Regions from separate parts of the Homo sapiens genome. Here region 1 is linked to region 2. A link is a loop called in an ENCODE intact Hi-C map of the cell type or tissue named here. Cell type or tissue: heart left ventricle. All regions are shown on one strand. Each heading gives the region's core, and the rest is flanking DNA. Links, peaks and the distances in the headings are about the cores only.

Evidence for each region. Peaks named below come from ENCODE experiments on the same cell type or tissue, not always from the same donor. Only the 100,000 strongest peaks of a DNase experiment are listed, where the experiment ranks them.
Region 1: it touches region 2 in a loop (9-fold over the local background); 4 of 110 quality-filtered maps call a loop at or near these places.

Annotation. Positions count from the first base shown.
Region 1 is chr20:56,554,812-56,563,212 of GRCh38, forward strand. It overlaps LOC124904971 (a long non-coding RNA gene), which reads left to right. Exons shown (of 2, transcript XR_007067758.1): 2 at 1-800. Among named protein-coding and RNA genes, the nearest start is that of LINC01716, 19 kb to the right of the region's middle. RefSeq lists an enhancer at 25-74. In heart left ventricle, for the core only: a CTCF peak has its summit at 407; no DNase peak of the experiment used is centred there; H3K27ac peaks cover 774 bases.
Region 2 is chr20:56,403,489-56,411,712 of GRCh38, forward strand. CSTF1 (cleavage stimulation factor subunit 1) reads left to right here. Exons shown (of 6, transcript NM_001324.3): 6 at 1-2,874. The coding sequence ends at 239. Among named protein-coding and RNA genes, the nearest start is that of CASS4, 4.7 kb to the right of the region's middle. In heart left ventricle, for the core only: no CTCF peak of the experiment used is centred there; no DNase peak of the experiment used is centred there; H3K27ac peaks cover 3,311 bases.

The DNA.
Region 1 (8,401 bases), core at 149-8,148, 150 kb after region 2:
CCCTACTGGTGGATGTCTAGGTTTCCCCGATGTTTTGCTATTAAAAACACACATGGTACACGTTTTTCTAGATCGGGCAGGGTTTGCCCATCTCCACTTCAAGCAGCACAACCACCATCTGCCAGTGTTGGGGTTTACTCTACAGTCAGCAAACACTGTTGGCACATCCAGTCAGAGAAACTGAAAACAGAAAGCAGAAATGGCTTACACTGGACTAATTTTAGAATTTCTAAGTACATTTAAGTGATGACTCATCCCACTTAAATTCAAAGCTGTTTGTTGTGCCATCTGGCTCATCAGAACATGAAAGACTTCTCCTGCAACCTGGAAAAAGGCCAGAGAGGAAGACGAATGGAGGAGTCAACCCCATGGGAATGCTGACTGAGTGTTAGCTCCCCGTGGACAGGAATGTCACTGCATGAATAGGCTGCAGTATGTCTGGGCCTGTTTTTTTTTCATAAAATGTTCCCCCCCTGTTTTTTTCTTATTCCAAAGCAATGCAACAAAAAGCACAAGAAATCAAAAAGGAAAAAATAGATATTGGACTTCATCAAAATGAAAAACTTTTGTGCTTCAAAGGAAATGGAAAGAAAGTGAAAAAACAACTGAGGGAATGGAAGAAAATATTCTCAAATCATCATCTAACAAAGGTTGTGTTAGTCTGTTCAGGTTGCTGTAACAAAATATCATTTCAGGTCACCAGGTGGCTTAAACAACAGATTCAGTTGGCCCTCCGTATCCATGGGTTTCAGGCCTTCGACTTCAACCAACCTCAAATAAAAAATATTTTTAAAACCCAATACGGCCGAGTGCGGTGCCTCATGCCTGTAATCATAGCACTTTGGGAGGCCGAGGCGGGGGGATCACTTGAGGTCAGGAGTTCAAGACCATCCTGGCCAATACATAGTGAAACCCTGTCTCTCCTAAAAATACAAAAATTAGCTGGGCATGGTGGCGGGTGCCTGTAATCCCAGCTACTTGGGAGGCTGAGGCAGGAGAATCGCTGGAACCCCGGAGGCAGAGGTTGCAGTGAGCCGAGATCGCACCATTGCACTCCAGCCTAGGAGACAGAGCCTTCTGTCTCTAAAAAAAAAAAAAGAAAGAAAAAGCCAGTACAGCAATAAAAAATAATAAAAATCTTAAAACAATGTAGCATATTGTTTTAAACTATTTAAACTACAATTACTTACATAGCATTTACATTTATAAGTAATCTAGAGATCATTTAAAGTACACAGGAGGATATGTGTAAGTTATGCGCAAATACTACACAATTTTATATCAGGGACCTGATCATCTTTGTTTTTTTTGTTTTGTTTTTTGTTTTTTGAGACTGAGTCTTGCTCTGTCACCCAGGCTGGAGTGCAGTGGCATGATCTCAGTTTACTGCAACCTCCACCTCCTGGGCTCAAGCAATCCTCCTGCCTCAGCCTCCCGAGTAGCTGGAACTACAGGCATGCGCCACCATGCCTGGCTAATTTTTGTAGTTTTAGTAGAGAAGCGGTTTCACCATGTTGGCCAAGCTGGTCTTGAACTCCTGGCCTAACGTGATTCGCCTGTCTTGGCCTCCCAAAGTGCTGGGATTACAGGCGTGAACCACTGTGTCAGACAGAGTAGACTCCGTCTTAAAGAAAAAAAAGTTTTGGTGCCATTCCATGCAACGTGGAGAGAAATGTCGCATTCAGGAGGGAAGGCTCCCAGACACTTAACTCTCCACTCCAGGCCAGCTTTCTGGAGGCACCAGGGCTTTGTCAACGCATAGATGAGGAGTCAGCCATTGAGTGTGACAGTGTGAGGCAGTGGAGAAGGCATAGAAGCTGGAAGCTGGAAGTCCTGCCTTCCTAAACCACAGCTGCTTCTTACCAGCTGTGTTACCTTAAGTAGGTCCCTTAACCTCTCTGAATCTCATCGCAAAGTGCTTTTCGAATAGAGCAGGATCATTGAGAGGATTCAGTGAAGTATTTACTCTTGAAACCCTTAGCATGGAGCCTGGCAAGTACCAGGTGCTTAGGAACAATCCTTCATTATCACACCAAAAAAGGTGCTGTGGACACCCAAGGAAACAAAATCCCTTCGATAAAGAATTTTAAAATTTTAGTCTTATGAACCGTGCTATGTATTCTCCTGCCTTTTTGACAGAATAGACTGAACATCCTTTAACCTTTTTTGATGGTGCAAGATCATCTCTTATAAGACAAAAATTCAGGCCAGGCATGGTGGCTCATGCCTGTAATCCCAGCACTTTGGGAGGCTGAGGTGGGTGGATGGCTTCAGTCCAGGAGTTCGAGACTAGCCTGGGCAACATAAGTGAGACCCTGTCTCTACAAAAAATACAAAACTTAGCCAGATGTTTTGGTGTGCACCTGTGGTCCCAGCTACTCAAGAGGCTGATGTGGAAAGATGGTTTGAGCTCGGGAGGCAGAGGTTGCAGTGAGCCAAGATTTTGCCACTGCACTCCAGCCTGGTGACAGAGCAAGACTCCATCTCAAAAAAAGAAAGGCAAAAATTCCCTCAGAGTGCAAAGCTTGCCAGTATTTAGAAATCCAACATTAGTCTTCATTCAGCAACCAGTCATTCATTTGCCAAACATGAACTTTCCCTAGAACTCCATACTTCTTTGGACGTGTGAGACACTGCCAGAATAATTATTCAAGCACTGTGTGGGCCAGGTGCGGTGGCTTACGCCTGTAATCCCAGCACTTTGAGAAGCCGAGGCAAGACGATTGCTTGAGCTCAGGAGCTCGAGACCAGCCTGGCAACATGGTGAAAGCCTGTCTCTATTTAAAAAAAAAATTAGCCGAGTGTGATGGTGCCCTCTTGGAGTCCCAGCTACTCAGGAGGCTAAGGCGGGAAGATCATTTAAGCCCAGGAGATGGAGGCTGCAGTGAGCTGTGATCTACCACTGCATTCCAGCCTGGGTGACAGAGCAAGACCCTGTCTAAAAAAAAAAAAAAGAAAAAAAAGAAAAGAAAAGAATGAGTGGGAGGGCGAGGCGCGGTGGCTCACGCCTGTAATCCCAGCACTTTGGGAGTGGGAGGTGGGTGGATTACCTGAGGTCGGGAGTTCGAGCTCAGCCTGGCTAACATGGTGAAACCCCGTCTCTACTAAATACACAAAATTAGCTGGGCGTGGTGGCACACGCCTGTAATCCCAGCTACTCCGGAGGCTGAGGCAGGAGAATCGCTTGAACCCAGGAGGCGGAGGTTGCAGTGAGCCGGGATTGTGCCACTGCACTCCAACCTGGGCGACAGTGAGACTCCGTCTCAAAAAAAAAATGAAGTACTGGTACCTGCAACAGACACAAAAGCCACATATTATATGATTCCCTGTGTGTGAAATGTCCAGAAGAGGCAAATCCATAGAGCTGACAAGTAGAATGGTGATTACCAAGAGCTTAGGAGAGGAAGGGCTAATGGCCTTGAGGTTCTTTTTAAGGTGATGAGCATGTTTATTTGGAGACAGAGTCTCGTTGTGTTGCCCAGGCTGGAGTGCAGTGGTGTGTTCACAGCTCACTGCAGCCTCAACCTCCTAGGCTCAAGTGCTCCTGCCATCTCAGCCTCCCGAGCAGCTTGGACCACAGGGCTGAACCATCACCCCCAGCTAATTTTTTCTGTTTTTTGTAAAGGCAAGGTCTCACAAAATCCCAACATGCTGGGATTACAGGCGTGAGCCACCATGCCTGGCCCCTACTCATTCTTTTTTTTTTTTAAGATGGAGTCTTGCTGTGTCACCCAGGCTGGAGTGCAGTGGCACAATCTTGGCTCACTGCAACCTCCACCTCCTGAGTTCAAGCAATTCTCCCTGCCTCAGCCTCCCGAGTACCTGGGATTACAGGCGCCTGCCACCACGCCCAGCTAATTTTTGTATTTTTAGTAGAGATGGCGTTTCACCATGTTGGCCAGGTTGGTCTCGAAATCCTGACCTCAGGTGATCCACCCACCTTGGCCTCCCAAAGTGCTGGGATTACAGGCATGAGCCACCGCGCCCAGCCGCCCCTACTCATTCTTAATCACACCACCTGACTTTCTCCACATTGATCACATTAGGATATTATCTTGTTTATTTACAGAAAATCTGTGTCCCTCTTCAGTGCACTGGACTCTTCGGTGCACTGGATGCTCAATGCAGGCACTAAGTTTTGTCTGACTTACCACTGGTTGTATGCCCTGCTCACAGCTGGTGAATGAGTGATTGGAAACACACCTGCTCCCTTGATTTAGGCCTCTGGGAAACAAGGGCAAGGTAAGTTCAGGAAGAAGAAAGACCTCGTAATTTCCAGGTAGGAAAAATCCTTTGGTGTGGCCGTGAGACACTGCATTCTTCTTGGCCACAGCTCCCTCTGCTTTGAGAATCACATAATCAACTTTATCTTTCTCTGAATCGTTCACATAAAAGGGAGGTGTTGGAACACAAGGTGGAAATGGGTGTGTTGGCGGTGGCTGAGGAAGTCGGGGCAGGAGGAGCCACTGTTTCTGGGAATGAATTCCTGAAACTTGCTGGTCCCACCAAGATGCAAATCTTGCGGCAGTTTTTACAGTTATCCTGTGGAAGAAGTGAGGATCCCACTCCAAGCCCAGGTCAGAATGCTGATAATCCCCTCTGATCAGGTTTTTTTAATTTTATTTTTATTTTTTGTGGTTTGGGGAAGATTTGCCAACTGTATCCTCTTTTCTGGCAAGGAAAATTTATATCTGCCCAATGAAATCAGGAATTTAACTTCATTCATTCAACAGTTATTTAATTCTATCCTCTACTAGATTCCTACAGCTGCTGTAACCCTAAAGTACCACAAACTGGGTGGCTTGAAACAACAGACACGTAGCCAGGCGCAGTGGCTCACGCCTGTAATCCCAGCACTTTGGGAGGCTGAGGTGGGCAGATCATCTGAGGTCAGGAGTTCAAGACCAGCCTGGCCAAAACGGTGAAACCCTGTCTCTGCTAAAAATACAAAAAAAATTAGCCGGGCATGGTGGTGGCGCACGGCTGCCATTCCAGCTACTCGGAATGCTGAGGCAGGAGAACCGCTTGAACCTGTGAGGCGGAGGTTGCAGTGAGAGCGAGACTCTATCTCAAAAAAACAAAACAAAAAACCCCAACAACAACAGACATGTATCCTCTCACGGTTCTGGAGGCCAGAAGTCTCAAATCAAACGATTAGCAGGGCCATGTTCTCCCTCCACAGGCTCTTGGGGAGAATGTTTCTCTGCCTTTCTCTTCGCTGCTGGTGTTGCTGGCAGCTCTTGGCACTTTTTGGGTGTAGGCTCATCACTCCAGCACCTGCCCTGGGGTCACATGGCTCTCTCCTCACTGTGCCTCTTCTTTTTTTATTTTTGAGACAGGGTCTCATTCTGTGGCCCAGGCTGGAGTGCAGTGGCACAGTCTCAGCTCACTGCAACCTCCTCCTCCCCAGGCTCAAGTGATCCTCCTACGTCAGCCTCCCAAGAAGCTGGGACTTCAGGCTCATGCCACCAAGCCCGGCTAATGTTTTGTATTTTTAGTAGAGAGAGCAGTTTACCATGTTGCCTAGGCTAGTCTCGAATACCTGAGTTCAAGTGATCTACTTGTCTCAGCCTCCCACAGTGCTGAGATTACAGGTGTGAGCCACTGGGCCGGGCCCTCCTCTTTTTTTAAAAAAACAAAACAAAACAAAAACATTTATTTTAAGTTCAGGGGTACATGTGCAGCTTTGTTATACAGGTAAACTTGTGTCACGGGGGTTTGTTTTACAGATTATTAATTTCATCACCCAGGTATTAAGCTAGTATCCATTAGTTATTTTTTCTTTTTTGTTTTTTTTTTTTTTTTGAGACAGAGTTTCACTCTTGTTGCCCAGGCTGGAGTGCAATGGTGCCATCTCGGATCACTGCAACCTCCGCCTCCCGGGTTCAAGTGATTCTCCTGTCTCAGCCTCCCGAGTAGCTGGGATTACAGGCATGAGCCACCGTGGCCAGCCTAGTTATTTTTTCTGATCGTCTCCTTCCTCCCACCCTCCACCCTTGGCCAGACCCCAATGTGTGTTGTTCCCCTCTATGTGTCCATGTGTTCTCATCATTTAGCTCCCATTTGTGAGAATATGCAGTATTTGGTTTTCTGTTCCTGCATTAGTTTGCTAAGGATAATGACTTCTAGCTCCATCCATGTCCCTGCAAAGGACATGATATCATTCCTTTTTATGGCTGCATGGTATTCCATGGTCTATATGTAGCACATTTTCTTTATCCAGTCTATCACTGATGGGCATTGAGGTTGATTCCATGTCTTTGCTATTGCGAATAGTGCTGCAGTCCTTTTCTTCTAAGGATACCGGTCATATTAGATTATGGGTCCACTCTCATCCAGTATAACCTCATCTTAAATGATATCTTAATTATATCTTCAAAGAAGTAAGGTCACACTCACAGGTACTGGGGTTAGGACTTCAACATAGGTTTTTTGGGGGAAACTATTCAATGCCTAACACAACCTCTCCAAGAAAAAAATCTTACTGAAATTTTAATTGGAATTGTATTCAATTTATATCATAATTGGGGGATTTTGACTTTTGTGTTTTTTTTTTTTTTTTTTTTTTGAGACAGAGTCTCGCTCTGTCGCCCAGGCTGGAGTGCAGTGGCACGATCTCAGCTCACTACAACCTCTGCCTCCTGGGTTCATGCCATTCTCCTGCCTCAGCCTCCCATGTAGCTGGGATTACAGGTGCCCGCCACCATGCCTGGCTAATTTTTGTATTTTTAGCAGAGACGGGGTTTCACCATGTTGGTCAGGCTGGTCTCAAACTCCTGACCTCAGGTGAACTGCACGCCTCAGCCTTCCAAAGTGCTGGGATTACATGCGTGAGCCACCATGCCCGGCAACTTTTTCTTTTTCTTTTTCTTTTTCTTTTTTTTTCTTTTTTTTTTTTTGAGATGGCGTCTTGCTCTGTCACCCAGACTGGAGGGTAGTGGCGCCATCTCAGCTCACTGCAACATCTGCCCCCCCGGGTTCAAGCGATTCTCCTGCCTCAGCCTCCAAGTAGCTGGGATTATAGGCACCCGCCACCATGCCTGGCTAATTTTTGTATTTTTAGTAGAGATGGGGTTTTGCCATGTTGGCCAGGCTGATCTCGAACTCCTGACCTCAGGTGATTCACCCACTCCGCCTCCCAAAGTGCTAGGATTACAGGCATGAGCCATTGCGCCCAGCCAAATTTATTTCTAAGTGTTTCATAGTTTTTGTCTGCATGCTGAATGAAAATGTTTCTTATTTAAATTTCTAGGTGTTTATTGCTACAGTGTGAGAAAACTATTGTGTGGTTTTTTTTGTTTGTTTTTTGTTTTTTTTTAAGATGGAGTCTTGCTCTATCGCCCAGGCTGGAGGGCAGTGGCTTGTTCTGGGCTCACTGCAACCTCCGCCTCCTGGGTTCAAGTGATTCTCCTGCTTCAGCCTCACTAGTAGCTGGGATTACAGGTACCCACCACCAGGCCTGTCTAATTTTTGTATTTTTCGTAGAGATGGGGTTTTGCTATGTTGGCCAGGCTGGTCTGGAATTCCTGACCTCAGGCGATCCACCCACCTCCGCCTCCCAAAGTGCTGGCATTACAGAAGTGAGCCACCACGCCCAGCCTTGTTTGATGTATATTTATCCTGAGACTAGCCATCTAACCAAACTTTCTTATTTATTCCAGTGTTTTGAAAAAATAACTAGTATGTTTTGAGTTTTCTAAGCACACAGTCCTATAAATAGAGAAATGATTGAATGTTGCATCTTAGAATATTTTGCAGGATAGGAAAAATAACCTAGGGCTATCTATCAGCTGGCCATGACAGCTTTCCACAAGGTAGTGTTAACTAAGGAAAGCAAGATGTAAGAAAGAATGCTTAATATAATCTCAGTTTTGAAAAACAATGAGTGGGCCGGGTGCGGTGGCTCTGCCCTGTAATCCCAGCATTTTGGGAGGCTGAGGCCAGCGGATCACGAGGTCAGGGGTTTGAGACCAGCCTGGCCAACATGGTGAAACCCCGTCTCTTCTAAAAATACAAAAATTAGCTGGTGTGGTGGCACGCTCCTGTAGCCCCAGCTACTTGGGAGGCTGAGGCAAGAGAATCACTTGAACCTGGCAGGCGGAGGTTGCAGTGAGCCAAGCTGCACCGTTGCACTCCAGCCTGAGCGACAGAGCAGGACTCTGTCTCAAAAAAAAAAAAAAAAAAAATCAGTAAAAGGCAATATGTGTGTATTAGGATATATGGTTTTTTCTTTGGTTTTTTTGTTTTTGTTTTGTTTTTTGAGACAGAGTTTCGCTCTCGTTGCTCAGGCTGGAGTGCGATGCGCAATCTCGGCTCACTGCAACCTCCCGCTCCCGGGTTCAAACGATTCTCCTGCCTCAGCCTCCCTAGTAGCTGGGATTACAGGCATGCACCACCACGC
Region 2 (8,224 bases), core at 1-8,000:
AGGTGCACCGGACACAGGCTGTGTTTAACCACACCGAGGACTATGTGTTGCTGCCCGACGAGAGGACGATCAGTCTTTGCTGCTGGGACTCGAGGACAGCCGAGCGGAGAAACCTGCTGTCGTTGGGGCACAACAATATTGTACGCTGCATAGTGCACTCCCCCACCAACCCCGGGTTCATGACGTGCAGCGATGACTTCAGAGCGCGGTTTTGGTACCGGAGATCGACCACTGACTGAGCCACCCTCTCCGTAGGGTTCTTTCTCGAGGACTCTACCCTCCTCCCCCACGTCCTGTCTCAGCTGCAGTCGTAAGTCCGTGCACCATCCTTGACGTTTTGCTGCCACCTCTGTCCACATTCTTCTTGGATTTGTATAAAAGAATCTTTTTTTACCTTGATGTAGAATCATGGTGGAAAAAGTTGGAAACACAGATCTGTGCAGTTCTACATTCACTGATTATTACAGTGTGATTTTCATCGGTTTTGTAAGTACAGGACTTGCCGTTTCTTTTGATCTCTTGATTGAAGGAGGATAGGGCATTAAAGTGCTTTTGACATGAGGAATTTTCATTTGGTTCTTCTGTCAACTTTCTTGCTTATTCTGCTGAACCCTCTGTGTATTTCCCTTCCAGGTATATTTGAACAGATAAGCAGGCATGCAGCTCTGAGACTCCTGAGTTTTATGCCATTATCAAAAGCATTTTCAAGAATCCCTCAATTCTATCCTGAAATGATGTTATTCTGATAATAAAGCTCAGATCTGCAACTTTATTGTTATATATTTTTCACTTCTGTAAAATTAATGGCCAGTTTTTCCTGACAATTTATAGGAACAGTATCTTTCAACATACTCCCTACATTATCCTTCAATATCTGCAATACTTGTCTTTAGTAACTGTATTTCTGGTAAGATTATGATTTCATGAGAAACAATTGAAAATATATCCGATCTAATTAAATTAGGTCAGCCTGCTATTGCTCTCAGGTGTTGCCTGTCTTCACGAATGATTAGTATCGATTGACCTCTTTCTTAGGTGGTTTTAAGTCTTCAGTTCTCGTCAGCATGAACTAACTTCTCATCATGGAGGCACATAGTAACTGCATTCTCAGAAGATTTATGCAGTTAACCAATTGATACAAGTTTTCTTTTTCTTGAATTTTTTTTTTTTTAATTGAGGCACAGTCTTGCTCTGTCACCCAGGTTGGAGTGCAGTGGCGTGATCTCAGCTCACTGCAAGCTCCGCCTCCTGGTTTCACACCATTTTCCTGCCTCAGCCTCCCAAGTAGCTGGGACTACAGGCACCCACCACCACGCCCGGCTAATTTTTTTTTTTTTTTTTTTTTTTTTTGTATTTTTAGTAGAGCCAGGGTTTCACCATGTTAGCCAGGATGGTCTCTATCTCCTGACCTCGTGATCCGCCTGCCTCAGCCTCCCAAAGTTTTGGGATTACAGGCGTGAGCCACCGCGCCCAGCCTTCCTGAAGCTTTTTAGAACATGACAGTACTTCTCTGGATTCAGCACTAGCAGAGTCAGAGAACTCTGAACTCCCCTTGTACAAACATAAACTTTGCTTTATATTTATCCCAAAAAACAAATACCTTATGATCTGCATAGGAGTACCTAGAAATATAATCTGGGATCATTTGATAAAAATAGTAAATAGATTGAAGTAAAAGTCATTGCTTTATATTATAGGAAGTTTTGTTTTGTTTTGTTTTGTTTGTTTTGTTTTTGAGACGGAGTTTCGCTCTTGTCCCCCAGGCTTTAGTGCAATGGCGCGATCTCGGCTCACCGCAGCCTCCGCCACCTGGGTTCAAACGATTCTCCTGCCTCAGGCTCCCGAGTAACTAGGATTACAGGCGTGCGCCACCATGCCCGGCTAATTTTGTATTTTTTTTAGTAGAGACGGGGTTTCTCCATGTTGGTCAGGCTGGTCTCGAACTCCCAACCTCAGGTAATCCGCCCGCCTCAGCCTCCCAAAGTGCTAGGATTACAGGCGTGAGCCACCACGCGCGGCCCCATCATACGAAGTTACTGAAGTTATTGCGTAAACATTCTGTTTTAGTCATCCTTGAGGATCGTTTTAACTCCTTGATCTGTAAAACTGTCTTAAGCATCTTAACATGTTACATCACAGGGTTTTAGCTCAGATTTCCAAAGAGCCATATTTTTTGATGCATATTTCCAGTTGAATTCCAGTGTGAATTTCCAGTTGTACTTTGCATTCTGATTCTTTGATATTTGAACTTGGCCATCTGTGGGTGCTACTCTCGTAAGACTAAAAGGCACCTACTAAATACGAACAAGGATAACCAGTTCTACCAAAAACATTACCAACCAAACCTCCCCTGTTCTTTTTTCAGACTTTCCTTTTGCTTTCAACCTCTTAAACTGTAAAGGAGAGATTTAATGTTTCCCTATTATTCTGCTTTGACTCACATACTAAAATGACCACATGGCACTCCATTGAATCTTTTCAGTTGTTCACGAATTAAAATAATGCCCATGTTTTACAGTTTTTCGAGTAGTCTCAGCAATGGATCTGTAGTTTCAGGACCTGTTTTTAAAAGATCAAGATACTTTTATGTGTTTCAGAAGTAGCTGTTTTTTCATTTTTTGTGGGTTTGTTTTTTTTGTGTTTGTTTGGTTGGTTGGTTTTTGGTTTTTTTGCTTTTTAAAGGTCACAGTGTTGTGAGCCTGGTGTAAATGCCAGGAATATTATATGGACTTAGTATCTGCATCTCGTTAATTGTACCACACAACACTCTGCCATTCAAATAATGAATATCTGGTCAGGATACGAACTTATACCCTCTGTGTGTTTTTTTTTTTTAAGATACGTGATTTCTGAAATAAACTTTATATACAATGATAAGCTAGTTTATTTTTTTTGGAACTTACTTTGAACATTTCCCACATTTGAACATCTGTTCTCAAACAGCAGTTATGACTTTGGTACTGTTCACCCTTTCTTTAGTGCTTTGTTCCAGAAGTCAGGTTTTTATAGCTGGATCACCTTTAGCTCTTTATCTTTGCTCCTCTGCTCTCTATGAATTTTTCTTTTTTTGAAACGAATTCTCACCCTGCCGCCCAGGCTGGAGTGCAATGGCGCGATCTCGGTTCACCGCAACCTCCGCCTCCCAGGTTCAAGCGATTCTCCTGCCTTAGCCCCCTGAGTAGCTGAGATTACAGGCGCGTGCCACCATGCCTGGCTAATTTTTTCTATCTTTAGGAGAGACAGGGTTTCGCCATGTTGGCCAGGCTGGTCTTGAACTCCTGACCTTCTGATCTGCCCACCTTGGCCTCCCAAAGTGCTGGGATTACAGACGTGAGCCACCGTGCCCGGCCGCTCTCTGTGAAGTTAAAGAACTTGAGTATAATTCAGTTTTTTGGCTTATTCAGAGAACGCTATCTTTGCTTACACTTTGGTTTTCCTTAGGAAGAGCAATGTGAGAGAGTCCAGTCTCAGCTCTGTTACTGACTTGGTAAGTAATAGGGCAAGTCATTTTTCTGGGATACAGCTTCCTTTTCTGCGATTAAAGGGCTTAATGAAAAAAATCTCCAGCATGCACTTCAACCTGTAAAGCTCTTTGTTTTCATGCCTGATGATACAAACAGACTTCAGGGAGGGAGGAAGCCATTGTTCCTAAGCGGGAGACATCTGTTTCTAAAAAGGTAACAAACCAGATATTTCCAGAGCCCTTTCAATTCAAACCTGGATAGAACTTTTTTTAAATCTCTAATAGTTAGCTGAGACAGCAAGAAAGAAGGAATTCCTGAGGGGCAGAACAAAGCACAAATCCAGAGGATTCGCAGTGCTGGAGCACTGAGTAGGTCAGTTCCTGTAACCTACTCATCTCTGAGCAGAAGTCAAAGCTCTGAGTCTTCATGGAGGAGGAACTTTGGTCAAGACCCAGAAAGCCTGGAACCCCAAAGGTGCCCCTTCAGTAAAAGGATGAACTTGACAAAAACCTGCCTCAGAGAAAGACGAGAAATCTGCCTGCTTGGTGCTGGCTCAGGGGTTTTCGGAGAGAGGGTGTCTGGTGTTGGCACAAGGGAGGGTCTCCTGAGAATTCGGTCCACGCACTGTTCCTCATGCAGGTTTGGAACAATTTACGCTACCTGTACTGCTCAGAGAAAATCAAATGGGGATCTTAAAGCAGTCTCCAACTGATGGTGGCCACAAGTATCTGGCAGAGGCCAGCACGAATTTTCTGTGCAAGAACACGTCTTAACCCCAGTCCTCCCTCTATCCCAGATAAACCTCTGAGGATCATGAACTCACAGTCAGGTACGTGAGGAAACAAGCCACCCTGATAAGAATCAGCAAAAATAACATAATCAGACTTGCAAGGACCTAGTGGAATTACCAGACACAGATTAAATTCAGAGAACTAAAACAGTAACTAAAATGGGACCAAGGGGCGGGCGTGGTGGCTCACGCCTGGAATTCCACACTTTGGAAGGCCGAGGCTGTGAGATGGCTTGAGGTCAGGAGTTCGAGACCAGCCTGGGCAATAGGGCAAAACCTCATCTCTACCAAAAATACAAAAATATTAGCCGGGTGTAGTGGCGCACACTTGTAGTCCCAGCTACTCAGGAAGCTGAGGCATGAGAATCGCTTGAGCCAGGGAGATGGAGGTTGCAGTGAGCCAGGATCAAGCCACTGCACTGCAGCTTGGGCAACAGAGCGAGCCTCTGTATCAAAATAAAAATGGGACCAAGGATTAAAAAACTTGCACAAGGCCAGGCGCCGTGGCTCACACCTGTAATCTCAGAACTTTGGGAGGCTGAGACCGGCGGATCACCTGAGGCCAGGAGTTCAAGACCAGCCTGACCAACATGGAGAAACCCCATCTCTACTAAAAATACAAAAACATTAGCCGGGTGTGGTGGCACATGCCTGTAATCCCAGCTACTCAGGAGGCTGAGGCAGGAGCATCGCTTGAACCCGGGAGGCAGAGGTTGCGATGAGCCGAGATCGCACCATTGCACTTCAGCCTGGGCAACAAGAGCGAGACTCCATCTAAAAAAAAAAAAAAAAAAACTTGCACAAGGGACTGGGCAGGTTTGAATTAAAGAATAAGACTTGTGGAAAACCTCCTATTGGAATGTTTCTCTAGTTTTCATCGTGAATTGCTTTGGCCTTTCCCTGGAGCTCTTAACTGTTGGCCTTCCTGCTCCCTGACTGGATATTTGACTCTATGAAGCCTCTTTCACAGGCGTCTTTTGGCCAAGCAACTCCTCGCCACTCTGTCTGCTCCCCAGTAACGACCGCTTGCCTGGGGCATCATTTTCTCTCTGGCTTTTTCTTGCTCTCCTGCCGGCATTCAGCCTTTCCCTCCAGCTTCCTGTCCCCACTCTGTCCCCAGAGCATTTCCTTTGCATCCTTGTTTTCAATTCTTGCCCTAATTCCTTTTCCCTCCCAACCTGGGGGTCAAAACTTGGGTGATAAAACTAATCACTAATAACTAGAGTGGCTGCAGATTCCCCAGCCCTCCCAGTATTATCCCTGCAGCAGAATATTTGGTGAATTTGTGGGCAATTCATGAAATTCTTTTTTTTCTTTTTTCTTTAAGACAGTCTCACTCTCGCCCAGGCTGGAGTGCAGCGGTGCGATCTCCACTCTACTGCAGCCTCCACCTCCCGGGTTCAAATGATTCTTGTGCCTCAGCCTCCCAAGTAGCTGGGATTATAGGCATGCACCACCACGCTCGGCCAATTTTTGTATTTTTTGTAGAGATGGGGCTTCGCCATGTTAGCCAGGCCTGGCCTCAAATGATCTGCCTGCCTCAGCCTCCCAAAGTTCTGGGATTACAGACCTGAGCTGTCTTGCCCAGCCAATTCATGAAATTCTGCTTTGGTCAAAAGAGCTATTTTTATGAGTAATCTTCATGAGATTACAGCCTGAAACTTCCCGCCAAGCCTTTAATGTTTTGAACATTGTAAGTCTGGTGTTCAGCTGTCCTTTATAATTCAAATATCGAGTGCCCAGTGTTTCACTACTACCAGTCAGGGAGCTTGATATTCACATGAAAACAACATAAAAGCATACAGAAAAACATGCAAAAGCAATTTTCCTCCCTACGCATGTATAAGGCACTATAGAAGTGAATTGGTCAGACTCACTTGTCTCAGAAAAGAAAATTCGGTCCAAACTACTGTTCTTGATAGCACATTTGCCAAGAGCATTAAGATTACCTCACTAGAGTCCTTCTGACGTAGTTCCCTTGAACTCCAGCTGTTTCAGCCTTCAGACAACCGGATATTATGCAAGCACCCAGTTTCCTAGACTAATAGTTCTTGCAATGTTTGTCCACATTAAAGGCTCATTTGCCTTAAAATACTAATGGATTGCAGCAAAATGTCTAAGGCAGTTTCTCACACCTTTCATTCAGAAAAACCATAGAGGGCTCAAATAACAGACCGAGAGGTCAAGTTCCTTATTCACAAAATATCAAACTAGGTATCTATGTAGGAGCTAGTTGATATAATTTCAGGGCCAAAGCCTATTACTTTTGTGTCTTACTTTTCTAGTTGAGGTTGTTTTCCCTAGAAAAAACAACTTGTGAATTATAGCATTCTGATCTGTATTATGAGCTTAAGGGCAGGCTCTTCAGTATAGGGAAGAATCACTGCCGGGAGTCTGCCAAGTTGATGGAAACCATCTGAACTTGAGTTACTGTGGAGTCTTTTCTAAGAGACTTGAATTCAGTTTCTGGGTCTGTTACTTTACTCTGTGACCTTGGGCAAGTTTATCCATCCTTCCTTTTCATTACAGAGAATTTCAGACATAAAAGTCAACAATACAGCAGAAACAGTGGTTTCCAGGGGCTGGGGGAAGAACAAGTAACTGCTAATGGGGTAAATGTCCAGGAATTGAAAGAGGATTACTTTTTGAAATGGTGGTTGCACAACTCTGAATGTACTAAAAACCACTGAATTGTATACTTCAAAAAGGTGCATTGGCCAGGTGCGGTGGCTCACACCTATAATCCCAGCACTTTGGGAGGCTAAGGCAGGTGAATGACGAGGTCAGGAGATCAAGACCATCCTGGCCAACATGGTGAAACCCTGTCTCTACTAAAATACAAAAAAATTAGCCGGGCATGGTGGCACGCACCTATAATCCCAGCTACTTGGGAGGCTGAGGCAGGAGAATCTCTTGAAACCTGGAGGTGGAGGTTGCAGTGAGCCGAGATTACACCACTGCACTCCAGCCTGGTGACAGAGCAAGACTCCGTCTCAAAAAAAATAAATAAATAAAGGTGAATTTTATGGTACCTGAATTATATCTTAATATAATATTAATATATTATTATTAATATAATTTATATCTTAATATCTCTATGGATCTCCTCCTTGAACCAAACTGTTCATTGCGTGGGGTCATTGTTCCCTCCCTGTTATCTGCTATCGCCTGCAGCATGCCAATTACTTGGCCCTGAAGTTAATTTCTAACAATGATAACATTTAAAAATGTGGACTGTCTCAGCCAGAAATCAGTCAGCTACTTCAATGGGTAAATACATCCTGGTGCCCAGACTTGTGGGGACGACACATGGGACAACCAGAGGACAAGACGCTAAGTGCTATCTGTTGAACTTGCCTCAGAGGTGTGGTAAAAGAAAAGAAAATTTAAAAATAAAAAATTAAAAAATGCTGTCTGACAAGAAGATAGCGGTAAGCTATCCCCCACAGCTGGTTGGGGATAGAACTTGAGCCTGGCTTGGAAGAATGGGCACCATTTTGTCTAAATAAAAATGCAGGCCGGGGCCAGGCGTTGTGGCTCACGCCTGTAATCCCAGCATTTTGAGAGGCTGAGGTGGGTGGATCACTTGAGGTCAGGAGTTTGAGACCAGCCTGGCCAACATGGTGAAGTCCTGTCTCTACTGAAAATACAAAAATTAGCCAGGCGTGGTGGCGGGTGCCTGTAATCCCAGCTGCTCTGGAGGCTGAGGCAGGAGAATCACTTGAACCCGGGAGGTGGAGGTTGCAGTGAGCCGAGATTGCGCCACTGCGCTCCCACCTGAGTGACAGAGAAAGACTCCGTCTCAAAAAAAAAAAAAAATGCAGACTTATTTTGCTCAGTGTCTGCTATGCTGTAGGTCCTCTCTAGAGATTGGATCTGAATTTAGGAAAAGTAAAAAGAGTTGGCAAGTGATGATAAACTGCATGAGCTAGCAGGGGTTTCAAGTACAACACACACGATAAGTTTATTT